Regions from separate parts of the Mus musculus genome. Here region 1 is linked to region 2. A link is a loop called in an ENCODE intact Hi-C map of the cell type or tissue named here. Cell type or tissue: heart. All regions are shown on one strand. Each heading gives the region's core, and the rest is flanking DNA. Links, peaks and the distances in the headings are about the cores only. Region 1 holds the start of Ky (kyphoscoliosis peptidase). Region 2 has its middle 51 kb from the start of Ephb1.

Evidence for each region. Hi-C counts contacts between places; a loop is a spot of excess contacts. Peaks named below come from ENCODE experiments on the same cell type or tissue, not always from the same donor. Only the 100,000 strongest peaks of a DNase experiment are listed, where the experiment ranks them.
Region 1: a loop joins it to region 2, with 6 times the contacts of the local background. A loop is called at or near these places in 12 of 42 quality-filtered maps.

Annotation. Positions count from the first base shown.
Region 1 is chr9:102,500,324-102,515,020 of GRCm38, forward strand. Ky (kyphoscoliosis peptidase) reads left to right here and starts at 5,815. Exons shown (of 11, transcript NM_024291.3): 1 at 5,815-5,955; 2 at 8,788-8,850; 3 at 12,650-12,712. The coding sequence starts at 5,820. In heart, for the core only: a CTCF peak has its summit at 5,656; DNase peaks (open chromatin) are centred at 4,718, 4,948 and 5,708; H3K4me3 peaks cover 1,070 bases; H3K27ac peaks cover 1,270 bases; H3K27me3 peaks cover 2,436 bases.
Region 2 is chr9:102,398,659-102,413,355 of GRCm38, forward strand. No RefSeq gene overlaps it. Among named protein-coding and RNA genes, the nearest start is that of Ephb1, 51 kb to the left of the region's middle. In heart, for the core only: a CTCF peak has its summit at 5,136 (motif pointing right); a DNase peak (open chromatin) is centred at 5,313; H3K4me3 peaks cover 465 bases; H3K27me3 peaks cover 1,546 bases.

The DNA of each region.
Region 1 (14,697 bases), core at 4,441-6,940, 100 kb after region 2:
AAGTGGACACAAACTTTTTTGGAAAGTCATTTGACATTGTATATATCTCAAGCCTTAAAATAGTCATAACCTTTTGAGTGAGTGATCCCACTTCCAGGAATCTATTCTAAGGAAATAACCAGCTAATGTGGCCAAAGATGTAGGCACACAAACATTTACTGTGGCATCACCCTGGGGAGAGGATACTATGAAACAAGCTAAACTCCTACCACTGGGCAAAGGGGAAGCAGGTGTAATCACTGATTTGCCCTTTAAATTAGTTTTGAGGAGGTTCACTGTGTGTTCCGAAAGAGGCAAAACCATGACACCAACCTGTACACGGTGCCACCCTACTGGCATAAGGGGCGCACACTCAACTATATGCAGCAACAATAGGAGAGGAAATGCTAGTGAACAGGACACTGAAAAGTGCTCACACCTAAATGACAGGGTTCGGGTGATACAGTTTCTCTCTTGCCTGGTCTTCTGAATTTTCAGTACTGGTCATGAGTTTGGCAGAACTCATGGACTTTCGTGTGCTGGAAGATCATCATGACCTCGCTCATCCAAAGAGGTCACATTGCTCTGAAGACTCGGTCTGGTCACCTTCCCTGTATCCCCTCGCTTCCTGTAGCCCTTCCCTAATGCATCCATGGAGGAAAATACGCTGTACCAGCAGGCTCCCTGCTAAAAGCTTTCTCTGTACAGACTGGTGCCTGATGCCTGTTTCTGTGGGGGAAGAGAGAACTTTGCCTCTTGGAAACCCTAGGGAAGAAAAAGGGTTCAAACTGGAAGCCCCAGAGAGCTCCTCTTTCTAAGGACAAACAGCAGTGTGAGGTAGGACACAGGAGAACACTCCTCTCCTGTGGGAATCTATAGCCAGGAGCAAGTTCCTCCCCAAACCCCCACTCCCACCCCTACTTCACCTCCAAAACAGCAGCCCCAGCTCATGGCCTAGAATTCAACAGACAGCTGACAAGTCCACCTTCAAGCAAAGGAGTGGAAGCGGTGAGCCTAACAGCTGGACGTGCCTTCGTGCCAAATTGGGAAGAGGAGGCTGATAACAAAGCAACAGTCATGCATTGTCTGTCTAGAGCGCTGTGGTTTGAGGAACACATTATTAAGTGATTTCATTGGTGTGTGACCATCTCACAGTGTATTTAACAAGCTGGAGCAAGCATAACAAGGCTTCAAAACATTTCCCTCATGTGACCTCTTTTCATCCCCCCAAAAAGTTGTATTCAATCACAGGTATATAAGTATGTAAAATAATACAAATGAAGCATTTACAGTCATTGCTATATCTATAGCTTTGGCTATTAATTGAGGATGAAGGTTAATTTGCATACTGATAACATGATTGCTATCTATTTCCACATAAAGAATTAAAGTGTGCCTGAGTATTGGATAGTCTATCTTCAATGGTTTTCTCCGAGTTGACCAGTGTTTGGATTTTATAATCATCAATCCTGAGATCATGGCTTCACTTAAACAGGAAGGACCAAATAACAGAAGAATATATAGGGTTATTGTGAAATTGTTGGAAAATTGACCCTAATCCCAAACCTAAATTCATCGAATCATTTTTTAAACAAAACCCAGGTCAGCAACTTGAGAAGCAATTTTTAAAATCAAATATCCTGACAAAATATACTGGAAGGGTAAAGTAATTTGCTACTTATATCCTGAGGGATAATAGTAGGAAAATAGCTTTAAAGTTTTTATTTTGCATTAATAAACTGTTATGTTTCTATATGTGCTGAAAATTCTGTATGTGCGGTGAAATGCCACAATTCATAATGTACAATTGTCTAACGCTATGACTATTGTCTTGAACCTGAGCCCATATCTAGGGCAGCAGTGGTGATGCCTCGTGAGTGATGTCATGCACAGTGCTAAGTGTGCGTGTTGTGTATTCGGAACCAAGGCTGCAGTGAAGTCCCACAATGCACTGAGCGTGAGCACCACCAGAAGTACTCAGACTAATTACGCATTGATTTTGAGTTAATCTTTGGTCATTGTTCATTTAGAAACTCTTGTTATTGCCAAGTTTTTTCTACAACTCACACATTTGTGGGCTCCCAGCCCAGTTAAGAAGCTTTGATGTAGCCTGCTACCTATTTCCTCTCTACGATATCAGTAAGTAGATATGCAAATACATGATAGATACCGAGGGGGACAAAGGTACGTGGGTACGGATATAGAGTAGTCTGTTGCCTCTGGGTCATGATAAACAAATAAACAGGAGGTTGGGTCAAACCCAAGAGGAAATGACACAATCAAAAAACACCATAATGGAGCAAAAATTTCTTGCTTTTTATAAAAGTATTTACATTAGCATATAAACTATAAGATAGCATTACGGCATTTTCAAAGTCAGATTTGTTTTATAGTGAGCATGTTTTTTATAAATACGAGTATAGTCTAACAAGAAAAGTATAGTGTAAATACAGGAATGCAGTGTGCATAGTCACTATTATCAAGTGTGTACTTTGCACAAATATACTGCTATGGTTGCTGGCAGGTAATAGGCTTGCCTTCAGCGCATCAGCAAAAACATGTGTGTGCTGTGTAGTGTCATGGTTGTTATAATGGAGACCATATCCCTAGGACAGAAGGAGTTTTCAGCCCCATCATAACCTTGTGAAACCTCCCTCGTACATGTGGTCCATCATTCTACGGAAACATTGCCTACACAATGCATGGTGAATTCTTACTGATTTGTGTCATTTAAATTCTGAAATTTCCAGTTCACTGTAAGTTAAATAATTAAGGATTTAGCCCAAAATGCAAGTAGTCTCTGTTTTGCCAGACCTAAGGCAAGGGTAGAGTACAGATTAATTAGTGAGGTCAGAATAAAATCTTTGAATCCCATTATTCAACATGGTATCAGGATGCAGGGGCTACCTCTTAGAAGAAAGTCTAAAAGCAGAAAGGTCAGGGGCGTTTGAAACTAAGAGATGGTTATGGCTGCAGCACAGGTGCACATGAGGCTAGTCCAGGGTGAACCTAGGCAGGGAACAGTTCTGCAGGCCACAGGAGCTGGGTCTTGGCACTAAGGACCATAAGGAGGATGAGCCCAAGTGCCTGGCAGCATCAGGACTCAGAGTCAAGGTGACCCGAGTTCAGCTTTCTCCAAAGCAAGACTCTCAGTGCAGTTCTGGAAACATGTGTTGACATCTAGATACAGTCGAGGTCATCGGGATTGGGAAGGAGGTAATATCGAATCTGATAGGGTGCTGCTAAGTATCCTACAACACATAGGATGGCTTCCTACAGCAAAGACATCTCCGGCTCCGATCTTCAGTCATAAGGATGGGAGGCAAGCACTTCTGCAGACACTTGGATTTCACACATGGACAGCAGGACCACACACACATATACACGCTATCTGCCTCTCTCTGACTGATATACTTCAGCTAACCATGCTTCCCAGAGATGGCTCTAGGAGGGGGCATTAAGCTGAGTCCTTAAGAATGATATTCTGTGGCATGACAGCAACGGTGGAAGGGACAGAAACATCTCTGTATGTTATATCACGGATGCTATCTGCCCTTATATCTGCCCTTAGCCTGCATCTGTCACCGTTCTTGTCTCTGGTACAAAATACCTGGCAGAGGCAGTCTAGAGAAAGAATGATTGATATCACCTCAGTTTCATGACCTGTTCCTGGGCACAGAGAGGGACCTCACCGAGAACTTGAGGTGGCTGAGGACATTAGGGTGGATCAGTCAGGGAGGGGAGGGGGGAACTGAAGAGAAGATTGGGGATTCTGAGCCTTTAGGCAGAGTGGCTACTCCACCTGCTCAAAGCCTGTCTCTAGTTGACCCCTCAAGCAGAGCACAGTACACAGAGGTAGGCATGGCTTCTGCCCATGGTGTGGAGAGTGTGGCAACTTTCTTACATCTCAGTGGCCAGCCAGGATGCGCAGCTAGTTCCAACCAGTGATCCAACTAGGCCCTGCTTCCTGAAGGTTCCACAGCTTCCTCAAACAGCATCAACTGTGTGTGTGGGGGTGGGGGGCAAGTCTCTTAACAATGGCCAGGTGGGGACATATCACATGCAAACCGTACCACTGTCTCTTGAAGGACTTAGGCCAGTGGTTCTCAGCCTTCCTAGTACGGTGACCCTTTAGTACAATTTCTTGTGTTGTGGTGACCCCCCAGCCATAAAATTACTTTTGTTGCTACTTCGTAAATGTAATTTTGCTACTGTTATGGACTGTAGTGTAAATATCTGATATGCAGGATATCTGATCTGATGTGTGGTTCCTGTGAAAGGGACCTTTGACTCCCCAACCCTAGGGGTCTAGACCTACAAGTTGAGAACCACTGACTTAGAACACACTGGGTGAAGGAGGTGAGTGCAGGTCCTCATGGTTGCCTAAACCACCTCCAGGACCCAGCAGGTTTGTATAATCCAGTCCTTTCTTTCTCAGCCTCTGTGTGTGTGTGTGTGTGTGTGTGTGTGTGTGTGTGTGTGTGTGTGTGTGTGTGTGTGTGTTGACACACATATAGTCAGGGAATAGGGCTCACTTTAGCAGAATGAAACCTATCTAGTCCACCATCTGTCTCCCCTGTCCATCAAGAGACTCAGCTGTCTAGCTACACCAGTTCAACATTGTTAGAAGCCGACAGACATCCAGTTAGAGAAGACACAGTGGCGACCCAATGCTGAGACAATGGAGAGAAATGGTCCAAGGTCACATGGCCAGCAAGTGGTGGCACTGCTGCTGGAACATAGCTTGTATCAGAGTGGCTGTTTCAAGGACAAGGTGGAGAGCTCTCAGGAGCCATGGACCAAGGTGGAGTCACAGAGCAAGCAAGGCCTCCTGCAGAGGTGGCATCTATTACCTGTGTCAACACAAATTAGGGAATTGTCTCCCACCTGGTTGAACCACAGTGCCAAAGGCTCCCAAGCAAAAGCCATGTAAACACTCCTTGGACCTACAGCCAAATGCCCTGTCGCTGTTGGCTGGGCAGAGCAGGCCTGGCTAAAAATAGAAGGGGCTCTCAGGTCCAGCTCCCTGACAGCAGCTGGCAGCTCCCAGTTCCTTTCTTTCTCTCTCTCTCTCTCTCTCTCTCTCTCTCTCTCTCTCTCTCTCTCTTTCTCTCTCTCTCTCTCTCTCTTCCCCTCAGGCAAGAGCTAGTCTTCCCGAAGGAATGGGGAATTTTAAGACCTCCATCTCAGGAAAAATAAGATTGTTAGCTTGATGCCCAGTACATATGACCCAGGGTCTGACACAGTCATCAATGACAGTTGGGGACTTCACCATAAAGCCTCAATCTACGAAAACTATCGACTTTCACAATCTACCCAAGGGAACAAAGAAGTCAAGGCTAAAGATGTGGCCAACATCTGCTCACTCTGCAATTCAACCTTCTTGCCTTTCTTTTCCAAAACTATACCAGTTCTGATTTGAGGTTTCAGGGTTGGCCAGTGACTTCTCTTAGGGGATAGATGGTGGCTATGAGGCAGCACTCAGCCCAGCCACAGAGAAAACTTTGCTGGAGCCCAATACCTGCACTTCCGTTGTACAGGGAGGAAGGGTCATAAACCCTGCAAAGTGCATCCTGGGTGCAGTTCAGGGCCGCGCCCGGGGATTTCCTTTCAAAGGTGACTTAGAGGCACTTCAGGAGGATAGCGCCCTCCCGGGCGGGTTCTAATGGTGAATTTGGCAGAGTCAGCGAAACTGCGCCCGGCGGACCTGGCGGCGGGGCAGCGCCCTCTCCCGCGCCCTCGCCCTCTCCCGCGCCAGGCAGCAGCGCGCACGGGGCCATTTGCAGCCTAGGCAGCCTCGCGAGCAGCCGCTGCGCGCGGGCCGGGAGGGAGGCGGCACCATGGAGCTGAAGAAGGACAGCAACGCTGTGGCCATCGACATGCTGCTCATCGTGCACTCCGAGAAGCGGCGCGCGGCGCAAGCCACGCACTTGGACCCGCAGGCGAACCCGGGCGCGCTGCTGCAAAACCGAGGAGGTAACACCCGCCTGGCCCGGGTCCTCAGAATCCCTGGGCACCTCGGCCACTAAGCCCCCGGGTCCTCTCGCCGGGGGGCGCCTAAGCAGCACCCCCCTCCCCAACGAGGCTAATCCGAACCTCTCCGAACCTCTCCCAGACCGCTGCTTGTGCCCTGGCGCCAGGGCACCTGCGTTCCTTGGCAACGCACAGCGCACTGGTTGCCCCAGGCCTGTTTTCTCCCGCTATTCTCTGAAGGGTGCAAAACACATAGAAAAATGCTCTTCAGAAAGAAACCAGGGCCTTAGGCTGATCACGTGTAGCAGAGGCCTAGTCCCCAGTCAGCATGCAACTCACCATAAGTTACCAGGGACCCCAAAGGGTCCCTGTACTGAGTCAGACTTTAAGATAACTTAGAGTCTCAGTTTCCCCTTTCGTAAGCCTCTCTTTTCGCCTCCAACAGATATAAGGACTGAATGGGTGAAGGGAACCTGGGCTGGGGTGGAGTAGTGTTTGAAGTCTCCTGACCGTACTTGAATTTAGCTTCAATTTTACTTCTTCTGCAGACTTTGGGAAAACGAAAACTGAGAAGTGATTGCTTATAGGGTGATTGCAGAAGGCAGAATCTGCCTCTATTCTACACACACACACACACACACACACACACACACAACTTGTATAGCGTATAAAGGGTGCCGAACGGACGCTCAGGAAATCACCGAAAAATGTAGGGGCCTCGTGGCGCTGGTCTTGGAGGGAGCCTCTGAAGCTGACTTGAGGGTCTAACTCTGCACCACTTCTTTAGCAGAGATGCCTGCCGGCTGCACAGAGAAAGATGACTGCTACCATCCCACTCTCCCTCCAGCTCCCACGTTTCTTGGGACCCCCTCCCGCTGCTCTATCTGCCCCCCACTCCCAGCTTCTGTGCGCATGATGCACCCACAGCCTGTCCACCTGCTGTGCGAGGGCAGCGGTTCTCTAGACAACCTTGATCCATCAGCCACATGCGCTGGAGCTATGATGCAGCCCCTGGGGAGCTGGAAGGGAGGCATTAAGGGAAAGAGAGACTGGAGAACTGAGAGTGTTCGCAGCAGTTAGAGTTTAGGACGGAGTGTGAGGACGGGAGCTGTTTAGGTTAATAGATCCTGTAGTTCTCCGATGCTGCTCCTGGGAGAAAGGATTAGACCCTCTCAGGGTCTTTGAAGGAGAAAGAAAATGTCCTCCACGTCTTGATGGGAATGAGATGGCGCCCGTCGCATGTAACACAATCCAGAAGACCGCTCCCCGAGTGTAGTGAGGCCTAGTTCCAAGTCAGCCCAATAGTCCCCACCGCCCAATCAGAGTCCCTTTGCTTCTGACACCAGAGAGGATAAAGAGAGAAGCCATAAAGTGCTGGCTATCAAAACTGCCCTCAAGGTACCCAAAGCCTACCCAAAATGTCCATGACTCCAGAAGAGCATACAAACTTTGACCCTGCTTTACTTGGGGGGTAAAGCACCCCTACTTGAAAGGCACTGGTATTTTTCTAGAAACATTTTCCCAGAGAAGGTTTCTTGAAGATGCTGGGCAGTAGAGAGAACCGTGTCCCCTATTCTTTACCAAAGTGAAAAAGAACAGTGTAGGGTCTCCAAGGTCTGCCATCCATGGAACCCCCAGGCTGTACCGACCTGTGTAGCCACACTTTAGGGCATAGCCTGAGGAAGAAAAGCATTAAGTCAAACTACTTGTTCAGACGTCTCACACAGATGCACAACAGCCCAAAATCGCCCTGCCGACTTTCAAGTCTCTTTCTGTCACCTGCAGGAGAGTTCTCCCCCTAAGGAACGGCCAAGGAAGGCCTTAACGCGCCCCCTCCCCACACCCATCAGAGAAGAATAAAGTTCAACTATTGTCACGAGGCAGACACGGTGGCCTTGTGCCACAGAGCAAGGAGGGAAGGAGTCAGAGGGACAGGACAAGAAGAGTCACCAGCAATTTAGGCTGCAGGGCTGGCCTGGTCTCTCTTCTTTTCTCTAAGAGTCCAGCACGTTCCCAGCTATTTCCTTAGAACAGCGCTCCCCACAACACAGACTATGAAGAGCAACAGACTCTGCAGAAAAGATCGGGGAGGGGGGGCTGAGGAAGATTTGGGGGCTTCTGGGGTGAAGGGTTAGAGAGCCAGACCTGAGACTGAGCTTCCTGGGAACACTGCTATCAAGTGTGCCACAGAGCTGGTCTTGTGGTGGCGCCTCTGCTCCCACTGCTCCCACTGCCTGAGCATACATCAGGTTGCATGCCAGGGACTCAATCTCTCAACTATCACTTCCAGCCACTGCCAGGGAGAGAGCTTCCCTTCTCTTCTGCATTACATCATTGCCAGAGCGAAACATGGGTGCATCTGATGGGTCATGCTGAGGCCTACACAGGTCCATACTCTAGCTGCAAAGGATGCTGGGAAAGTAGGCAACTGTGGCTCTCCACTCCCATAGGAACAGGCAATCTCTGTATGCTTTGTCCCTGCATACAGAAATAGGCAGGCAAAGCAGAAAGAAAACTCTCAGAAAATAATACTTTCATACTTACATATTGGAGATGTGGAAATGGGTATTGGGCATCTGTATAGCAAAAATTCCTTCTGGAAAATCCTGATAGCCAATCCCACCATCACTAAAAACTACATTTTTTTTTAAAATTTAAGGATTGCATTGTTTCCTCAAATGTGTCTCATTCAAGGGCAGCCTATCTCAGATCCTGAAAAAACTGGTTCCCACAGCCTTGTTTAGCACAGATGGGTGTCTAAGTGGAACAGTAGTGCATGGTACTCGCCCTAGGGCTCCCTCCACAAAAAGTCTCACACCCAATCTTCTCTCACAGGATTCCAAGGTGTCAGAAACGGAATCCGGAAGTGGCAAGAGTTGGAAGAAAACAGCTTTCAGGGTAAATCTCTTTTTCTTTCTATTTTCTGTTCCGTCTCTGTGATTCAAAAACCCCGAAAAGTGGCTGGAAGAGTTGGGTTGTCCTCATTGGGAAATTGGCCCTAACATCTAATCGGTGAGCAGACATGGCTGCCTGTGGCTCGGCCAAGCCTCTAGGCCTCTGTGAGCCTGGAAAACTTTCCCTGGCATCGGGGCTCCTGTGTTTCTGGAAGCTGAAAGTGGGGAATGATGCTGTGAACTTCAGCACCCATTTGTTTGCTGGCTGAGCTATATACGAGGATTTGGCTTTACTTGGGGTATCGAGGGTTGTGTGTGTTCCCACCAGAGGCAGGGCTGCTGACATCACAAAGACTATATACAGCTCTAAAATGTGTTTGAGTTTTTTGTTGTTGTTGTTGTGTTTTGTTTTTCTGGTCAGACTGGGATAGTGGCCTGTCTTAAATCTATATTACTTGAGGACTGGGCAGAGCCGATCAAAGGTTGTATAGTAGTCCCTACTGCCCTGAGCTTCCGAATACAGCTAGAAGTTCATTTCCAAGTTCATTTCCAAAACCTCTTCTTTCTGGTTCCAGACAGCGCTCTTTTCTGGAACACAGGCGATGGGCCAAAATAGCGGGTTTTGTTTTGTGTGCCTCAAAGACTGATTACCTCAGCTTCCAGGGGGATGCATGAGCGTTAACATGCATGATGAGAACACAGACTTCTACTAGGACCCCGACCTCCACTCGCAGAATGTTGCTGAGGAGTTCCAGCAGACCCCACCCATGTAACCCTGGAGTCAGATGTCTGCCCCTGCACAAGAGCACAGCTGAGGAAAGGTGAATAACTCCGCCTTCGCCAGCCTTCAGACAGCGGCAAAACGGAAACGCAAACCAGGAAAACTGATCTTACCTCTGTGCTTATTCCTTCAACAGCTCCGTTTCGCAATTCCTTTGCGCCAGGCCAAAGTTTGTTAGAGATTGAACAGTTAAACAAGCAAGTCTAGAACCCTGTCCTGGTAGAGCTGTGTTCAAATGATGGTCATTTCCCCACGTCCCTTATGCTGTTCACGGGAAGGAGTCATCTTCAAGATGCAAGCACACCCATTAAGAACATCCGCCTGTGTCCTGGCTAGTGGATCCGTGTAAAGGCTTCCTTAATTGGGGCTAAGCTATAAGGAAAATCTAACTCACTTGGGGTGGCAAAGATTGACATTTTAGCTAGTGAAGCGATACTCTAGGCCAATAAGAAGCCTAAGAATGAGAGTCCAGGAACTCCAGCCCTAGGAATGGCCACTCAGAGCCTGTGTGCTGTGTGCTGGGTCCATGTGTGAGCAAGAAAGTGAGTCAAGTGGGAACACTGGACAAAAAGAGAATATCCTTTATGTTGCTTTTCTCTCTTGCCTGTGTGAGCCATCTGTCAAGCACCAAAGGCCTCTCAGAAAACCCTGGAGTCATTCCACTTTGGGCATCTTCAAGGTTGGAATGGAGATTAGTGAAAAACTTCACAAAACAGAAAGCAATGCAGTAACTCTCAAGATGATTATTTAAAAAAAAAAAAAAAAAAACAACCCTCTGAGGCTCTTAGTATCCATCCACAGAAGGTGATTTAAATAGTCCATGAAAAAAATCTAGCGTTTGAAGATTTGGTATGACTCTGGCAGCAGAGAATGTCTGTAGAAACCTTAAATCCAGGAAACATGATGGTTTCGCCATCCCACCAACATGTGTAATTTTAATGTAAGATTTGGTCTAGAAACCAGGCAGTGGTGGCACATGTCTTTAATCCCAGCACTTGAGAGGCAGAGGAGGACGGATTTCTGAGTTCAAGACCAGCCTGGTCCACAGAATGAGTTCCAGGACAGCCAAGGCTACACAGAGAAACATTGGCTCCAAAAAAAAAAAAAAAAAAAAAAAAAAAAAAAAAAAAAAAACCACACAAACAAACAAACAAAAGACTCAGTCTACTTTTTAAATGACATGCACATATGGAGAAATATAGCAGCCTCTTTCCACTTTTTTTGAGGGCAAGCTCCAGGGCACTCGCGTTGAAGCTGATTTCATCACATATGTGCCTTGCTGGTACCCAAGTCACCGAGTCCTGCTAACCAAAAGGCTGTCCAGACCCGGTAGTTGGAGAAATTTCATCTCAGAAGGAAGTGGCCCAGTGGCATGTGCTGACAGAGTGTGCACAAATGGAACCAAGTGTGGTGTTGATCCAAAAGGGCACATTTGTCCTCCTATTGCTACTCTGTACCCTCCTTGGGCTTGGGTGTTGGCGAGAGGTAGGGTGGGGAGCCTGAAACACTCCAAACTTTTGGAAGCAGCAGGTGTTTGGGCTCAGCCACCCCTCTCCCAAAGCTCGCCCAGCAACGGGCTTACCCTGCTGTGATTGGCTGCTCTCCTTGGTCCTGGCTGAAGTCTGCCTAGCAGCACAGTGTCTGGTGCCCTACCGCTAGAGAGAAACCACTTGTGCAGCCCTGACTATAAATACCTCCCAGGAGCTGTGCCAGCCAATCATCCTTCTTAAGGATTCCCTTCCCGGCTCCTGTTTCCTCATGGAGGTACAGCCAGCCGTGCCCACAGAAGGCAGCCTCCCTGTCCTCACCCGAGTGGCCAGGAGCTCCAGCCCAGCATGCCACATCACCCCACATTGGCATACGATGACAGTGCATCTGGCCTTGGCTAGGCAACCATGTTCTAGAAGTCCTGGGGGCCTGACTCAACCCGATCCTAGGAGAAGACTAGAGCATGCCGGTCCCCCAAGGCAAACCTCTGCTGGGTGGACCCCAAGTCTAGCCCAGCTGAGTGCCCCACTTATCCACCTTCACCAGCTTCCGCTAGGGAAGCATCGAAGCTGTGTCATGGGAAGCACAGAGTTGCCTTCGTGATTGGCTCCACTCTACAGACAGCAACCTTAGGGAAATGCTAGTTCCCAGGCTGAACCACTGTTTTCCCCTAAAGTGAGGCTCACTCTAGGTCACAGGGAGATGACGAATTATAAGGGGAAATATAGACTGAGAACTTCCTTCTGCCATAATCCTGGTCCTTCCTCGACTCTTCCCACATCCATGAAGACAAGGTCCCAGGGCTGGCTCAGTAAGGACAGTGCTGGCACAGCCACAGAGCAGCCATAAAGCAGAAAGGAATTCATGCCTAGGAAGACCCGAGAAGACAGCGATGGCCTGTAGCAAGAACCAGGCATCTCTCTTCAGCATCCCAACCCCACTGGGCCATAAGGACATGTAAATATCACCAGTGGACACAGAGAACTCAAACATGTTGAGTGCTCTGTAAAAATGGTGAAACTAAACCAAACTGAGTATCCTCCCACCTTCAAGGATAGAAGCAGAGGCAGGTGACTGTCCCTGTGCTCCTCAGAGGGAGGAAAGAAAGCTGAGCTAGGAGTTTGGAAGCTCAAGAGTTCAAGTACTATGTTGGACCCCCACCCTCACCCCCACCCCCACCCCCGCACAGTTCACTCCACAGAAAGGGATGATGACAATCGGTTAGGCATCTGTGTCTGAGAAAATATTTTGGAAATTGTAGCAAAAACTCCAGAGCAGCAGTTCCATAGACCAGTAGTATGAATCCCGGCCTGGGTAAGCTTCCACTGGGAGGCAGAAGGGGTGGGCACTTGTGGACTCCCATGGGTGAGGCTATGCTGGTCCAGAGGTGTGCTCACTATGGCAGTAGATGTGCTCAGCCCCCGCCAACATACAATTATCTCAGGTGCACCCGGCTCCCTCAGCCCCCCTCCCAGGGAACATTATACCATGGTCATGGTGGTCACTTGCCATCGTCTTTGTCTTTCTTAAATAGGAAACTTGCCAGAGAAGCAGTGCCTTCAGCAGCCGCAGGTCATCACCTCCTACGACAACCAAGGTAAGAGACAAATCGCTAATGGCCATCTCTCCTGGGGTTGTGTTCCAGGCTCTGCTGCCCAAGTCAGCGAGCCCGGGATACAGAGATCAGGCTGCAGGGAGCACCTCTGCTCTGATCCATAAAAGCTATAGGGAGCACCTTCTCTGTGATCCAAGAAGGCTACAGGGAATACCTCCTCTGTGATCCATGAAGGTTAGAGCATCCTTCTCCCTGCATCCCAGAGGAAGAACTGAGACACCCTGCCCTTCCAGTGAAGAAATAAAGTCCTTGGATTACAGAGTCCCACCATTATCGATATTGTCAGTGCTACAGCTAACACTCACTGAGTGCAAAGCATGTGTCTGCGGCTCTACCAACCTCTATACGCACTTAAGTATCAAAGCAACCTTGACTGGGTGAGATGAGGAGACTAAGGCTTGAGACAGCAAGAGTCAGGGCTAGCTCTCTGGTACCTTACCTCCAACCCCAGCAGGGCCTCAGTTGTTAACCTTCCCGTGGCTGGGCTTCTGCGGCTTCCTCGAAACTGATCTCCTGCTGGCTCCCAGTATCCAAGTGCTCCCACATCCTGAGTCACAAAGGCTCCTTGACCTCTCTTGAAGCTGAACCTGATGAAACATCCCACTTAGCGCCAAGTTTTCGGCAGCAAGGTGGAACAACCTGGTCCTTCATTGAGAGCTCTGATTTTCCCAGAAGTGCTCTGGGTACTTGGAAATGGCAGGCAAGGGCACTCTCTGCTGGCCAGGCTGATTCTGCAGTTTTCTAGATCTGAGACTACCACGAGGTAGAGCTGAGGTTTCCACTGTGGCTGGAGGAGAACCTATTTAAAGGACTCCAGCATCTACCATGACTCTTCGTCAGAAGCCTGGGGTGCTCAGGCTCAACCCAGAGTTGGCTGCCATTGCTGATGCCATAACAAGCAAGAAAACTATGCCATAGCACTCAAGGGACATGGGTATGCCCCTTCCTGAAGCACAAGAATCAATGCAGGCCAGGCTGTTTCTCTGACACTGACGTGGCTGTACAAGTCTCACAGCAGAGATACCTCGCTGATGTAGAAAGATTGCGAATGGGCTGCCATTCTCTCAACACAGGGGACAAAAGAAAGGCTCCTGCATGTAGGACTGGGTCCTAGGGAGCGGGAAAGACCGAAGGGGAAATTAAGGCAGGAGGGATGGTGGGGGCAGGGGTGATAAATCAGTTTCCTGTTGCTCATTGGCTAGAAACAGCAAGATTTCGCCTTAAGCTTCTGGGACTGAGAAGGCCGAAGTCAGCTTTGCTGGGTAAAGGGCAGGTGTCAGCGGGCCGCAGCCTTTGAAGTCTTGGGAGGGAATCCATTCCTTACCTCCTCCTGCTCCTACAGGCTGCCAGCATTCCTTGGCTTTATGGCTGTGTCATTCCAGTGACGGCTTCTATTATCACATGGCCCTCTCCCTTTTTAGGTAGGCAGTTCTCCGTCTCCCTCTTATAAAGTTATACGTGGTCACATCTAAGGCCCAACCAGATAGCCCAGAATAATCACTCTGAGATCCATAGGTAAGGCCCCATCTGCGAAATCTCCCTCGCAGTCAGAGATTCTGATGGATACCCTGAGAATTCATTACTCAGCTCACGATAAGGAACCATTGTAAGCAGAATAGAGGAGGCTGGGAGTGTAGCTTAGTTGTTTGGCTATCATGCATGAGGTTTTTTAGTCTGATCCCTGGCACCCCCCACCCCCAGATAAAAAGAACAGGTGAGCAGCAACTGAGATGGAATATCTGTGTAAGAAAAGAGGGGGTGGGACAGACACGAGGGCATCTGGGGAGAAATTTTAGCTGGGAGTCATGACATGAAGGCACAGGCAGGCAGGCAGGCATCTGCTAGGTGTGGAAAGTCTGTGTCTGTGGCCAGGGGAAAAGGGGACATGAGCAGAGTAAGAAGCAGGAGATGAGGCAGAAAGGATTCGAGGCAGGACTTATGGTCCTAGGTGTGGGCTGCCTTCAGTG
Region 2 (14,697 bases), core at 4,181-6,680:
TTTTATTGGTTGGTTTCCTCGATGCTGTAATGAAATGCCCAACAGAAAGCAAGTTCATGGAGCAGGGATTTATTTTTGGCTTACATGTTGAAGGCACACAGTCCATCAACACAGGGAAGGTTCGGCAACAGGAGCGTGAGGCCGCTTGCTCACATCCAGGCAGACAGGGAAGCAGGAGAGATGGATGCTGGAGCTCAGGTGGCTTGCTTTTTCCAGGTTTCTACTCAACCCTAACCCTCATGTTATGGGAAAGTGCCAGGTCTTACCCCCTCAGGTAATCATCTCGGGAAATGTCCTCACGGACATACCCAAGAGTGTACCTCAACTTCCTGATCTGGTCAAGCTGCCGATTGAAATTAACCATGATGGATCTCACATGTGTCAGTTGGAGATCTCCACTCCCCATACACCTTCCTGGGTTTTCAGAACTGTCTTGTGAGACAGACACAGAGACAGCATCACGCAAACTACAATGCTCTCGCTCAAATCCTGCTGCTGCTGCTGCTGCTGCTGCTGCTGCTGCTGCTGCTTCTGCTTCTGCTTCTGCTTCTGAAGTCAGAACAGTGCATTGGGGTGCCTAGCAGAGATAATCATCGTCATGTCTGCCATATGCCTCTGTTGCTTTTGCAACAGACTTGACACAAGGCTTGTAAACTCCATGATCCTAGACCCCTAATCTAACTATCATGACCACATCAACTCTAGTTTGTAGACACCAGAAAGGCAGGGACCTGGTCTGTCTCACTCAGTTCCTACGGCATGTGGGAAATGTGCCAGGAACTCTTTATTGAACAGGGGAGATGACTCGTCTGTCAGCTCTGAACTTCTCCATGGCAGAGACATCTTGATTCAGCAGCAGCGGTACAATGCCTAGCACAGGGGCAGCCCTCGGGGAACTGTACTTATTTCCTGTGACTGTCATCAGAAACTACCACAAACTTAGTTGGGAAAGAAAGTGTTCTCTCACCGTTCTTCAGTCTAGAAGTCTGAACCCAAGGTGCGAACAGGGCTAACCTTCTTCCACGCACTCTGAGAATCCTTCCTCACCATTTCCAACTGTGGAGGCGGTGGGTGTTTGTCCATAGTAATAGACCTCCAATGTCTATTTCCCTCTTCCTGTGGCTTTGTCATCTCCTTCCTGGGCCTCTCCCTTGTCTCAGAGTCCTTGAGGTGAGCAGCTGGGGAGATGGCTCAGTAGGCAAGAGCGCTTGCTGTGCAAGCATGAGGACTCGAGTTTGGATTCCCAGCACCCAATTGAGGGAGGGGGAATGCTAGATGGATCCTGGGAGTTTGCGGGCCTGGCTCAGTGAGAGACCCTGTCCCAAGGAAATAAGTCAGAGGAAGATGGAGGAAAACAGCCAACATCATTCTCCAGCCTATGTGCATGAATGTGCCAGGTACCCCATCCACACGTGTGTGTGTGTGTGTGTGTGTGTGTGTGTGTGTGTGTGTGTACAGTACACATTATAAATAACTAGTACCCTTAAATGGATACTTCTGGAAAATAAAGCAGCCTTTGTATCAAATAAGGTAACATTAACAGGTTCCAGAGAATAGGACCTGGATTTATGGGGTCACCTTCCAACTCACTATGGAAGTTCAGGTTGAGCATTCCTAATGCTAAAATACAAAATTCAAATGCTCTGAAACCTGAAACATTCTAAAAGCAGATAAAGTACTCAAAACTTTTCAAGTTTTGGAATATTGCAGACTTTTAGCCCAGCAATAAAATCTCGGCAATTATTCCAAAGCATGAAACAGTCTGGATTCTGTAACTCTTGATCCCAGACATTCCAGATAACAGATATTCAGTATATAGTTGCTGAATAAACAAGTTAGTAAAATAGGTATTCCCTTGGCTTCTGAGGTACATTGTATAGTCTTAGCCTTATTATCTAGAAGGCCCCAGAGCTCCTGAGTCCTACAGCTGAACCTGAGCCCCATCAAAAGGAACAATTCTTGAGCATCCAGACATGTATCCCAGGGGTCTCTGGACTTGAGTGAAGGTGATTCCACCAGGGAAATGGAGCTGCCTGTCCTTGATTGGGAAGCCCATGGTTGGAGAATATAGAACAAAGTGGACATGTTTACACATACATTGGAAGGACAAGATTACCTGCAATGGTAGAAGGCCCCAGTAGAACTATATGTATGAAACAAGGCGTGGTTACAAAGGAATTGTCCAGGCAGGGTCAATTGGAATGAGTAAGACCTGGATAAGTGGGCTCAGCATCCTCTGCAGAGTGGTTAATGAGGCTGGGATGACAATAGCCAGGCTCTGCACCATGGAGCCAGCCTCTGCAGACTCACTAAACAAATTCACCTTAAGAAAGAGGCATTTATGGCCCATTAAAGAAGTCCTACCCCACCCACCCACCCCCCACACACAGTGTACAGCTGGCTAACGGGACACCCACGGCTCCTTCTTCTGGTCCAATGCTTTTCCTTCGCACAAGACACATTACTGTATCCTCTGTGTGGGCACCGTAATCACGTGACCGTGCGACCCAAAGTCACCCAGGTCCCATGAGTGGTAGAGAAGGTGACGGCTGTGATCAGAGTTCAGTGCAGAAGCCTAGTGCTGCTTAAAATAAAGCTAACCCAGGGCATGAATAATAAGTGGCTGCTGAAAAATTGATTCAGTGAAATCCTTCTGGTAGAACATGCTATCCTTTTTTGGAAGAAAATTTTTGATACATGTCAACCGGAGCCATGACTTCATGGGAAGGGGGAACATGCCCAGAAGACTCAATAAGATACCAAGAGGAGAGAGGGGGAAGAAAGCAGAGAGAGGTAAGCGGGGTGGGGGGGGGGAGGCAGAGGTGGCAAGGGCCAGGAAATGTTGAGCTGTCGGTGGGGTTTTTTTTACAGAAGAGGTTGCAGGAGAGCCCCAGAGGTCATTTCCTTGTCTCTGCCAACACTCCTGCCCTAGCCTGCTGCTTCTGCACCCCAAACTCCTGTTCTCCCCGAAGGCCCTCCACTCTGTTGTGTTCTTCTCAGTCCTTTACAGTGGTCCTTCCAACCTTCATACGACCGTCCTTCTGTTCACCGTCACAGCGGGTACATTCATGTCAGCACCCAGTCCCATGTCACACCACAGACTGCTAATGATGTCCTGCAGAGCCAACTCCCCTCAAGAGGATGACAGTAGCTTAGGGATACCCCTGTGCCTTGCCCTTCTGCCTGGCTGGGAACCTGTTGGGCTTTGCTGTCACACTCTCCATGGGGGCTTCCCATCCTTGTTACAGGAATTGTTCCGCTGTCCCGAGTCCCATCTTTCTTCCTTTCTGCTCCCCTGCACTTTGTCTTCTTACCTCCATGGAAGGTCACAGAAGGCTTAGCGCTCATCCTGGTTTCTCTCCAGCTCTTTGCTCCACAGACCGAGTGACTCCCATGGCACCAGAATCACTATCCTCTACTGAGCTCTACAGCTGTATCCTGTGAGTGTTCATGTGTCAGGCTGCAGAACTCCTTGCACCACTGTAGGGTCCCTTGTCCGCACATCCCCAGCAGGTCTTCCCATAATCTACAACACACACACACACACACACACACACACACACACACACACACACAGAGGAGAGAGAGAGAGACAGACAGACAGACAGACAGACAGAGAGACAGAGAGAAAGAGAGAAAGAGAAAGAGAAAGAGAAAGAGAAAAAGACAGAGACAGAGAGACAGAGACAGAGAGACAGACAGACAGACAGACAGACAGACAGACAGACAGACAGAGGCACATATGCTTACACACACAGAGACTGTGGAGCAGCAATCAGTACCTGTATGCACATTTTTCCCTCCTGTCCTGGGCTCATCCCAGAACTTGAAGGTCAAGGTTTGGGACAGGCCCTCAGAGACAGATGTGCCCCAGCTAGCCCATCAGCTGTCAGGACAGAAGTGGTTTCCAGTCCCCAAATTGATTCCTCAAATGCATGATGGACCAGCCCTCTGGATAACGATATACTCCCCTACATGTTTAGGGTCCCTCTGAGCCTTTGACAAGGCTTAGTGCTCGAAAGAGAGAATTCCTTAGCTGCCTGTGTGTCCACATCCCATGGGGATGTTTTCATGACCTCCTGGGACCTCAACCTGAGTTTGGGGAGGCTGGAATATAGGGGTTAAGGAGTTCAGGCCAGGAGAAATGGCTCAGCTGGCAGAGTGCTTGCTGTGTAAGCACGAGGGCCTGCCTTTGGATCCCCAGTCCAAAGGGTAAACACTGTCACAGTGCTGCTGTATGTCTGTAATCCCAGCAGCAGAGAAGTGGGTCAGAGACAGGCAGACTTCGGAAGTCCTTTGGCCAGCCAGTCTAGCTGAATGGTTGAGTTCCAAGTTTAGTTAAGAGACTCTTTCTCAAAATAAATAATAAATAAAAATAAAAATAAATAAAGAGGAAGGTGACTGGGAATGACAGTGGGTCTCTATCTGTCTCTCTCTCAGATACACACACACACACACACACACACACACACACACACACACATACACACACACACCACAACCCGAGCTGCCATCCAAACAAAATATACTTGAATCTGCCAATGAAGTGCGAAGCAGAGAACCTCCCGCTGGGGTTGGGAAAGTTCCCAAAAGTGCCCAGTCAGTGACTATCCCAAGCTCCCCTGGCCACCCTGACTAATTGTCACACTGACTCATGCTTCACAGCAGGAGCTAACCCTGGATGGGGCACAGATCACCCGCAGAGCCAGAGGTGGGAGCCTTTCTCCAACCGGGGACCAAGTCCCTCATCCAGGGCTCAGACTATTGCTGAAGACTCTGAGTATGCAGCTCACACGTACCCAGCAACAGGTATCCTGCTGAGGAAGCTGCAAAGCTGTGGCTTCCTTCAAGGTCTTCTCCCCACCTAGCATCCAGGCTGAAAGATGGCAGGAGGAAGGATGCTGAAACAGAGCCACAGCCACAGAAGAGGAACCCGAGTAGGACTGTGGGAAGCGGGGGCTGTGCAGGGACGGGCGAGCCCCAGACAGCTAGCAGAGAATCCCACACTGAGCAGGAGCCAATTCCATTCAGAGGCCAAGTGGCCCACAGTGTAGCCTGTGGCTGTCCTTAGCCAAATACCACCCCCCTTGTCTTCAAAGTGCAGACCACGGAAGATAAGATGCCATTGACAGATACTCCACTAGAGGGCAGGGCTCAGCACGTCCTCCTGGGAGCTCCGCAGATGCCAGGTGTGGAGACTGCAATGATCCAGAATGGATGACGTTCCTCCACCCCTCTGAGCTTTTGTCGCCTGCCGGGTCCTCCATAACGGACTCTCAGAGGCAATGTGACCCACTTAGCACCCTTCCTTTGAGGTCAGAAGCAGCTGACTTGACACCCGCCCAGGGGTCATCTTGTCTTGGCTAAGATTCCCATGAAGAGAAAGCCCAGAGTGCAGCTGAGATCTCAGAGTCATCTGAGAGTTGCTGACATGTCCTTGAACGTCACTCCCAGCCCTCTCAAGGGAAGTATTGGAGGGGCTGGATGTTTGCCTGTCCCCAGCTCAGGGTCCCGGTGACAGCAAGGCAGAAGGCTGGGCCCTTTCAAGGAACACTAATGAAAGGGCAAGACATATTTTTACTTTTCTCATCACTGTGACCAAATACCTGATGGAAGCTGCTTCAAGGAGGAGGGGCTTATTTTGGCTTACAGTTTGTGAGGATCCAAGTGCATTGCTGTACAACAGGCATAGTGTCAGACTTACAGTAACACCATCTGCATATCTTAGCCAATCAAGCAGCAGGCTCTGGCAAGAACGAGAAGCAAATCTCCGTTTCGATGTCACCACCAATGACCCTCTCTGCTAGCTTGGCCATACACCCCAAAGTTCCACAACCTCACAAGACAGTGCCACTGGCTGTGGGCTAAACAGTCAAACACATGAGCCTGAGACATTTTTCATTCAAACCATAGTACAGTCAAGTCAGAGTGAGAGCACAACCAAGTTCTTACTGCTTTGGTGTACACAGCACATAAAAATCCGAATGCCTTGGTCAGAGGAGGGAGAACGGGTCCGCATCCTCTAAACCCACTCACCTTCTCCACTTCCAGGATAGTAACTGAGGTCCCCAAGAGATACTAAAATTTCCAAGACAACATTTGAAAGATGTAGATCTCAGCATCCTATAGCCTTGATCAACTCAAAGCCTGGGCTGCCTCCATCAACAACACACATGGGGAACCGAGCTCCTGACTGAGGCATGACAGGGCTGTAAGGAGGGAGGCAGTCCTCACACCAAGGCCATTCTGTAACAACATAAGATGTGTCACCTCTGATAACCTACCCCACTGCTCTCTTGGATAGAGGGCACAGCTAGAAACCTCTGGGCATAAGAGGACAAGAAAGGAAGTTCAGCGGCCAAGACCGAATCTTACCCCTGTGGCCCAAATCCTTGCAAGACCCTCCACGACCCCTATCGTGTGTGTGTGTGTGTGTGTGTGTGTGTGTGTGTGTGTGTGTGTGTGTGTGTTAGACCTGGCAGGTACAGATATGGGCCCTGTCAGGCCTTGTTTTACCCTTAGCAGGTCCTTTGGACTCAAGGGTACTATTTTGTCAGATTTTCCGAAGATTTAACAGTAGCACTTAATGTTGCCTAAAGGAATTCCCTAAAAAGGAAATCCAGATCTTAACATACTGTAGCAACACACATGCCTAGACATGCCCCCAACACCTCTACACACACACACACACACACACACACACACACACACACACACACATGCCTCACAGATACCCACAGGATGCACATCCATACTAATAATGTGCCTTGAACATATTCTTGTCCCACAGAACAGTGCCCTAAGACAGCCTTGCGTTGCAATGGAGTCAGAAATGCCAAGCTAAGCGTTTACTGGTTATCTAGCCCTGGGTTCTCAGGAAGTGACCCTCCCTCTCTGAGCCCTTATTTGCCCATTTGTCAAAGTCTGTGTGCAGAGAAACTCTTCATACCCAGGACACTTAATGAGGGGGACTGAGAAAGGCATTGTCCTAGCCCAAGATCTGTGTCTGGCCCTTGACCACCACTGCAGAGTACATGCCCAGGAGGATCTGGGTGGCAAGGCCCTAGCCCTGGCCCTGACTCTGGCTGCTACTGGTGTCTTTAAGTCACTTTTCCAATTCTTTGGTTCCATGTGAAGTGAGGGTTCTTAGTCCATCCAATGTCAAGGAATGGAAGCATGGGGACTCTCAGAGGGACAGTTTAGGCATTACAAGCCTGTCTGCTGCTTACTCAAGAGGAGCTAGGAGTCAATGACAGATTGATTCTAGTGGAGGACAATCCTGACCACATCAGACAATGAGAGGAAGAGAGCTGGGATAAACAAAGGGGGAGAAAACGCTAAATAAAGTGGTGAGAGATAGAGAGCCAGCACAGAGCTGGTCTGTACATAGTCAATTTAGCAAGACCATGGGGACCAGCCAGCCAGTGACCTGGAGCCAGGAGGGCAGGTGGGTGGGGCAGACAGGTGGGCTGGAGAAGCTGGTGGGCGGGGCAGATGGGCGGGCGGGCAGAGAGTAACCATTCTCCTGAAAGGAGGTTCCTGACTGATTCTATGCGTACAGACACCCACAGCTGAGGACAGACGAAAGAGAGTGCAGACAGAAACGCCTGTCTGCCTATGACCTTTGTGCCCACTACGTGCCTGGACTCTGCAGAGGCCCATCCCTCCAAACAGCGGCCCTTCTGCCAGGCTGCTGGTCACCAGACCCACATTATGCTTAAGCAGCAACAGAGCAAGAGTGGATAGGGGTGGCAAAGCAGGTCAGCAACGGGCAGAGGCAGGAAGAGGGAACGTGGTTGCTTCAAAGGCTCGTTCCCTAGCACAGCCATAGTCAATTACCAAGCAGCCTTTGCTTGTCAGCCCTGAATCTTAATGGTATTAATGAGACCTCAAGTAATTTTCTTCCTGGATAAAGTGTTTTTCTTCTAACTCCTGTACTCAGGGAATCTGGACCTCTCTGTGGTCCTGGTTATGCCCACTCTGTTGAAGTGGGGCAGGTCCTTGAAATTCTTCCTATCTTCTCTACGTAGATGTAATTAATTCTTTCTAAGGGGAATACATGAACGTGCTGTCTTCATGGATAATCACGCACACCCCTGGGCCTTGCACCTGCAGGAGAAAATGGCTGCCATCCATCACTGTGGTACATGGATGGAGGAAGGGAGAGGTGATGAAGCCAGACTCAGGCTAGGAGATGGCCAGCCCAATCAGCTCTTTTGCCAGTCCCCCTCCTGGAGAGGAAGCCATTTTTCCTCATCCACACAGTTCGTATGTGCTGCATGCACACAGCCCTCAGGCGCAGTCTTGCAAAAGTGATAATGACACATCTGATATGGCCTCTACCACCCCATGGACTTCCGCCGAAGTGTCCACATACAGGCTGCTGGCATCTCTGAAAGGACTTCCTCTGGACTCTCTGACCCCACTCTTACCTCTCTGGGCATCTCTCTTGGTCTTTAAATTATCATTCTTTAAATGTCTTAGTTGTCGCTCTTGCCTCTGTTCACCCTAAAGCAATATCTAAAGAAGGTCACTCTGGGCACACACTGACCATAAATGCCAGCCTTCATAGAGAGATGAGGAGCAGGGTCCCCTGGGAACACATCCAGATACAAAGGGATGCTAACAAGTCACGAGCTCCGTATCTGGAAAACACTTGAAGGTCCAAAGAAGCCGGGAACCCTCTTTAAGATACAAGTGACAGGGTAGTTGAGATCCTCCTTAGCCTCCGTCCCAGGCCTTTCCTGTGGTTTCAAGCGATCATAGCCAACCCTTCCCAGCCATGTGGGCACATAACGGGCACCTCAGATCCAACAGATGCACCCTGTGACCACAGCAACTGTATTACCTTTCATCCCTTGCCCCACTGCCTGAGCCATCACCCAGAGCCATATCTCTCCCACACTTAAACAGTTATGGTATCCTGAGTATCGTTGGTATAAAAACCCCAGCAAACCACAAGTATGTGGGTCCCTCAAAAAGGCGAAGCAGTTAATGAGCACGTAGCCTGGTGCTCACAGCTTATGGGTGTTGACATGGGTCACTGGATAGGACCTAGGGAAAGAACTTCTGGGTGCGCTTCTGAGGTGTCTCCTGGGTTGTGCAAATTGAGATGGACTCAGCCTAAATGTGGATACACCGTTCTACCAGCGGTTTGTGAACTGAATTAAAAAAGAGGCAAGAGACTGAATAGTAGCTCTTATCTCCATCAACGTTCTGCTGTGGACAAGTGACCAACACATTCCTGATGTCATGATTTCCCTAACATGATGGACTATGCCGTGAAACCATGAGACAAAATGAATCCTTTCTTACCTGTGTTACTTTGGGAAGGCTTCTTTTGTTTTTGTTTTTGGTCATAGCAATAGAAAACTAACAAAGGTTTACAACCCAAATAACTCATGGGGGCTCAAACAAGTTTGCATGCAAATACTCCTAGTAGCAATGGTCACACTAGCAGAAAGGTGTATAGTATCTATATGTCCATGAATGGATGAGTGAATGTATTAAATACATACACCATACATACACGTCAGAATATTATTTATCCATAAAAGGAACAGAATGTAGGCTACACCCTGTAGCTTGAAGTCATTACACTGAAAGGAATCTGAACAGAAATGTCATACATGGCACATCGCATTTCTATGAAATATCCAAAGTAGGGAGCTGCTTTCTGAAAATATGTGTATGGCAGTGGGGGGAGGGGACTGTGGATGGGCGCAGAATTTTATCTCACAGTGAGGGGGAGTGTTTCAGAGTTGGGAAGAGGTGGTGATGGCACAAGATTATGAGCAGAACAAATGCGGAGCTCACTCAGGGGACCTGTCTGTCTTGAATGCGAAGCCCTTTGTGTGACCAGCTTTGAAACACTCAGCACATCTAAGCAGAGAGACACACAGTGTGGAGTTGTATGGAGCAGAGAGGGTGAGCATACAGATCGCAGGATCCCCTCACTCCCTCAGGTCCTTCTGCAGAGGAGCTGACCCTTCCTGCCTTCCTGGGGAGTTTTCAGTCCCTCTAGCATGCGCTTGGGTCCCTCTATGGCATCCAGACACCAGCACTGAGGTGGCCCTAGCTACCCAGAGATGCAGAGCAGATGTGATCATACATAGCCAGTTCCAAAAGCCAGAGGCAACTCTGGTCTACCTTGTGAGCTGCTGAAAGACAAAATCCAGGATGCTAGGCTGGGCTCATCCACACCAGGGGTTCTCAGCCTTCCTAATGCTACGACCAGTTAACACAGTTATTCCTTTGTGGTGACCCCCAAACATGAAATTATCTCATTGCTATTTCACAACTTTAGTTTTACTGCTGCTATGAATTTTAATATAAATATCTGATAGGAAGGATGTCTGACACAAGATCCCTGTGGGGGTCTCAACTCATAGGTTGAGGAACTGCTGATCCACAGTCTTTTGGAGCAGCCTTGCTCTGAGCGATGAGCTGGAGATGACTTCTGTGGGGCCACTCCTCGAGAAGGTACCTACAGGGATACTGGTCAGTAGGCAATGAGCCCAGTAAGAGACGTCCTTCCCACCACCCCTAACATCTTCATTCAATATCTGGTATGGCTTTGGATAAAACTGCTTTCTGAAGGAAACAGCCCTGAGGAGTTCTCACTGAGAACGCAAGTGAGCGAATGCTACCGGTGACTCAGCCCAGAGTGCTATAGGCTGTGATGGAATGGGGGAGAGAGGGTAAGATGCCGGGGTCTGTGGGATGCAGGGGGCTGTGGGATGCGGGGGGCAGTGAGATGCGGAGGCTGTGGGATATACAGGGTATGATGAAGTGCCATTCAGCTCAGAGAGCTAGCCCTGGCTCTCTAACAGCAGTCTCAAGGCCTGTGGGTGCTGGTAGGAAGCATGTGAGTAACACAAGAAGACAGACCTTACCACAATTATGTCCATCGCGAGGGCCTCCGGGGTCCTTTCCCTCCAGCACAGTGACTGGTGCAGAAAGCTTTGGTCCTGAGTATCCCCGGCTTCCTGACGGTGAGCTCTGCTTGCCTCTTATTCTTCTTTCATTCCACTCTATGTTCCTTAAAACTTCGTGTGTGTGTGTGTGTGTGTGTGTGTGTGTGTGTGTGTGTGTGTGTCCATTTCCTACCACTTTCTCAATTCCTTAATGTCAGTCAGTCCCTACTTGATACCTATAACCTAAATCTTAGACACAGCATTCCCACAATTCAATCTCACAATCAGTTAACAAAACAGTCCCTTTGCCCTGCTTTTTAAATGTGATCCTGCTCAGGAGACTGGGATAGGGAGATCACAAAGCCAAGGATTGTCTTTAGAGTAAGTTAAAAGCCAGCCAGGGCCACTTAATGAGACCTTTTTAAAATAAAAAAGAAAAAGTAAAGAAAAGGTCTGGAGATGTAGCTCTGAGGTAGAGCATTTGCTTAGCATTTGTGGGGTCATGAGTTCAGTCCCCCCTGTGTCGAGCAACATGATCGTAGTAGTTGTAAAAACAACAACAGTAATAATAATAGTAGTGAGGTGATGGGAACCTATGTCCTGCAACTTGCTTTCTTTACACAACCTAACATTTGGAGTCTTATTCCTGTTGATATGTGTAAATAGTTCATCGGGTTTTATTGTTGTCTTTCAGTTAATACTGACATAAAAGCCATTTACAATGTCAATAATGCTACCGTGAATGTTTCTAGCCTCCAGCTATGATAAGGGTTTCAGGGATGCTCTGTGTTTTTTAATAGATGGGTCACAGCGTTCATACCACTCTGACATAGACATTCCGGTCAAATTGTCTGAAGCAAGTCACAGTCACAGCAACTCTGTTTAAGGCTCTATGAGTCCACGGCCTCACTGATTCCTGGTGTCCGTTTTACATTTTGCCAACCTGAGGGGTATGAAATTTCATCGTCGTGTCATGCTGCATTTCTCCTATGTGTTACGCTGTTAACTCGGTGTCCTTCAGTGACACACATGTCAGCACTGGGGCCTTTCTATCAACTCCTTCTCCTCCTCCTGAACCTGGACCGTCCCTGTGAACTGCCTTTGCCCAACAGAGTACAGCAACAGGGAAGCAGGGCCAAAGCTGGCCAGAAACCTCAAAATCCTTCAACGTACTTGGGAGCCTGGAGTTGGCGAGTACAGTTTCCACGTACAGTGCTAGAGAGTACATGCAGAGAGACATCGAGTGGTCACGCGGAGAAAGAGTGGCCCTAAGAACGGAGGGGTCAAGCCCAAAGAGTTGCATAACCACAAAGTCACTTCACCTGGCACCCCACTACTAACCACTGGGCCGAAGGCCAGCGTGGGGACCAAGGAAACCGTACTGCACCTCCAGATCCAACAGATGCCATGTGAGACCAGGATAAGCTGTCCTCACTGGGTCCCTTCCAACTTTCTAAGCTACTGAACACTGGAAAACAGTTTAGTATTTTAGCATCTGTTTTTGAAGCCATCAAGTTTCACGGACTTTATTAGGCAACGAGGTGACTGAATGGCTTAATTAGTAAGCCTGAACATCCTTCATAGGTTTACTGACTATTCGATTTTCTCTTCGGGAAATTATTTAACCTTTTACTTATTTTTCTACCGTAGCATCTTCTGGTTTTGGTTTACCAAAGTTATTTTATACAGTACGGACATGAATCCATTATTGGTCGAATGTATCATAATTTATCATCTATGGCTTCCCGTTCAACTTTGTATAATCTTGTGATAGCAGCAAGATTTTAATTACGATACAGACTAACTCAACAGTATTTCCCGCTTCACGCTTTTTTATGCTTCTTATGCTCTGTTTCAGAAATCCCTCCCTATCCCAAGGCCGCAAACATTCATCTCTGTCTTCTTCTGGAATATGTAATGCTGAGTCTTTTCATTTTTATTTTAAATCCATCTGAAATAGTCTTTGCTTGTACTAACAGGCAGGAATTCAATTTTGTTTTGTTTCCATGTAAACAACAGTTGGCCCGGGATTATAATTGAATAGTCTCTCCTTCTCCATTCATAATAAGTTCACCTCTGTCATAAAGCAAGCTTCATACATATGTAGATATGGTAGTTATATATACATATATTGTGTACATAGGTAAACACACATGTATGGGTCTCTTTCTGGGCTCTGGGCTCTGCAAGCTTCTTTCCTCAGCCCTGTAGAGATAACACACTATTTCTATTATTTATATTATGTTTCCAGAAATGTTGTTGTTCAATAATGTGCCTCATCATTGCTTGTTCTTTAAAAAAAAATAATTATTCTGCCTACTTCAGCTAAGTCTTACTTTATTATCTGGGATAAATATTCTTCCATGTAAATTTTAAAATCAGGTTGGCCAATTCCAGAGTAGACCCTATAAAGAATTTGATTTATAGAATGCTGTAGAGAAAATTCATATTTATAGTATTGAGCTTTCCTGTCCGTGGATGTGATCTATCACCCCATTTGTTTAGGACCCACTCAATGTCTCAGAATGAAGTTTAATAATTTCTTTGGAAAGGTCATGAGCACTTGGTCTTGGATTTATTCTTTTGTACCTTACATCTTTGTTGCTGCTAATGCAAATAGTATTTTCAACTGTATTTTCTGACTATTCGAGGATGGTTAATAGGAATGCATTTCAACTTCGTACATTGACCTTCTATCTAAGAACCATCCATCATGATGATTTCAATGTTTCTATGTAGATGACCACATCACTGCTGGATGGATTACCATTAGGTCCTTTATTCCTTAACAATTATTTTATCTTTTGTTTCTTTTTCTGGGCCTGGCTGTGTGAGCCAAGAACTTCTGTAAGATGCTGAAGGAAAGTGGTAGCTGGGAGATTGGCTCTTTTCTTTCCCCTAAGTTTGAATACATCGCTTCTAAAGCTCCCACCCACTGACATGGTGTCTCCAATAGGTGCCGCGAGCACCCGCACAAATTCTCTGCCCTCCGTGGGTTTTAAAAATACATTCCTGAAGATAATATGCTTTCCTCCCTTCATCTGTAACCACGGTACACTTCAGTTTTATTCCACAGCCAGCCATGCAGGGCCGAGACCAAAGTTAACTAGATCATGTTGTGTTCTGTTTTTCTCCTGCTCTTACATTCAAATCTCTAGTGTTTTGGTTAAAAATCTTAAAATGATTCACAGGGTATTTTTTTTCTTGCATTATTCTCATCTTGTCTGGTATCAAGGCAACACCAATCTCATAGAATGTGTTAGAGTGTGCCCTCACTGGTCTCTGATGCAGTTGATACTATACAAAAACCTGACGATGTGTACAGACTCATTAGCTTGGTTCTGCTCTTTGATTCTTAGAGTGTTTTGGTCGACAGAATCCAAATTACTGATTCAATTACAATCGAACCTCATAATTTATGAATTCTGTCTCTGCAGATTTGCCTACTCATGGAAAAGATTAAAAAATCCCCAAGTCAAACACCTGTGACTCACGTGTGGCTGTATGTGGGTATGGGGACAATGTGGAAAGTCTATATCACTCAGCATGCATGTCCCATGTCACACAAGGCAATGCTCTGCCTTCTCACTTCGACGTGCGTGCTGGGAACTGTGATCTTTTTCGTGACCTATTGAGTGCCACATCTTACACATTTGGGGGCTTCTGTTTGTGAGTTTTCTGCTTAGAATGCCCCAAGCATAGAGGACTACATAGAGCGCCTGCGTGTAGCCAAGTTGTCATGTGCTTTCTAGAAGTAATGTGTCCATCAGATCAACTTAAT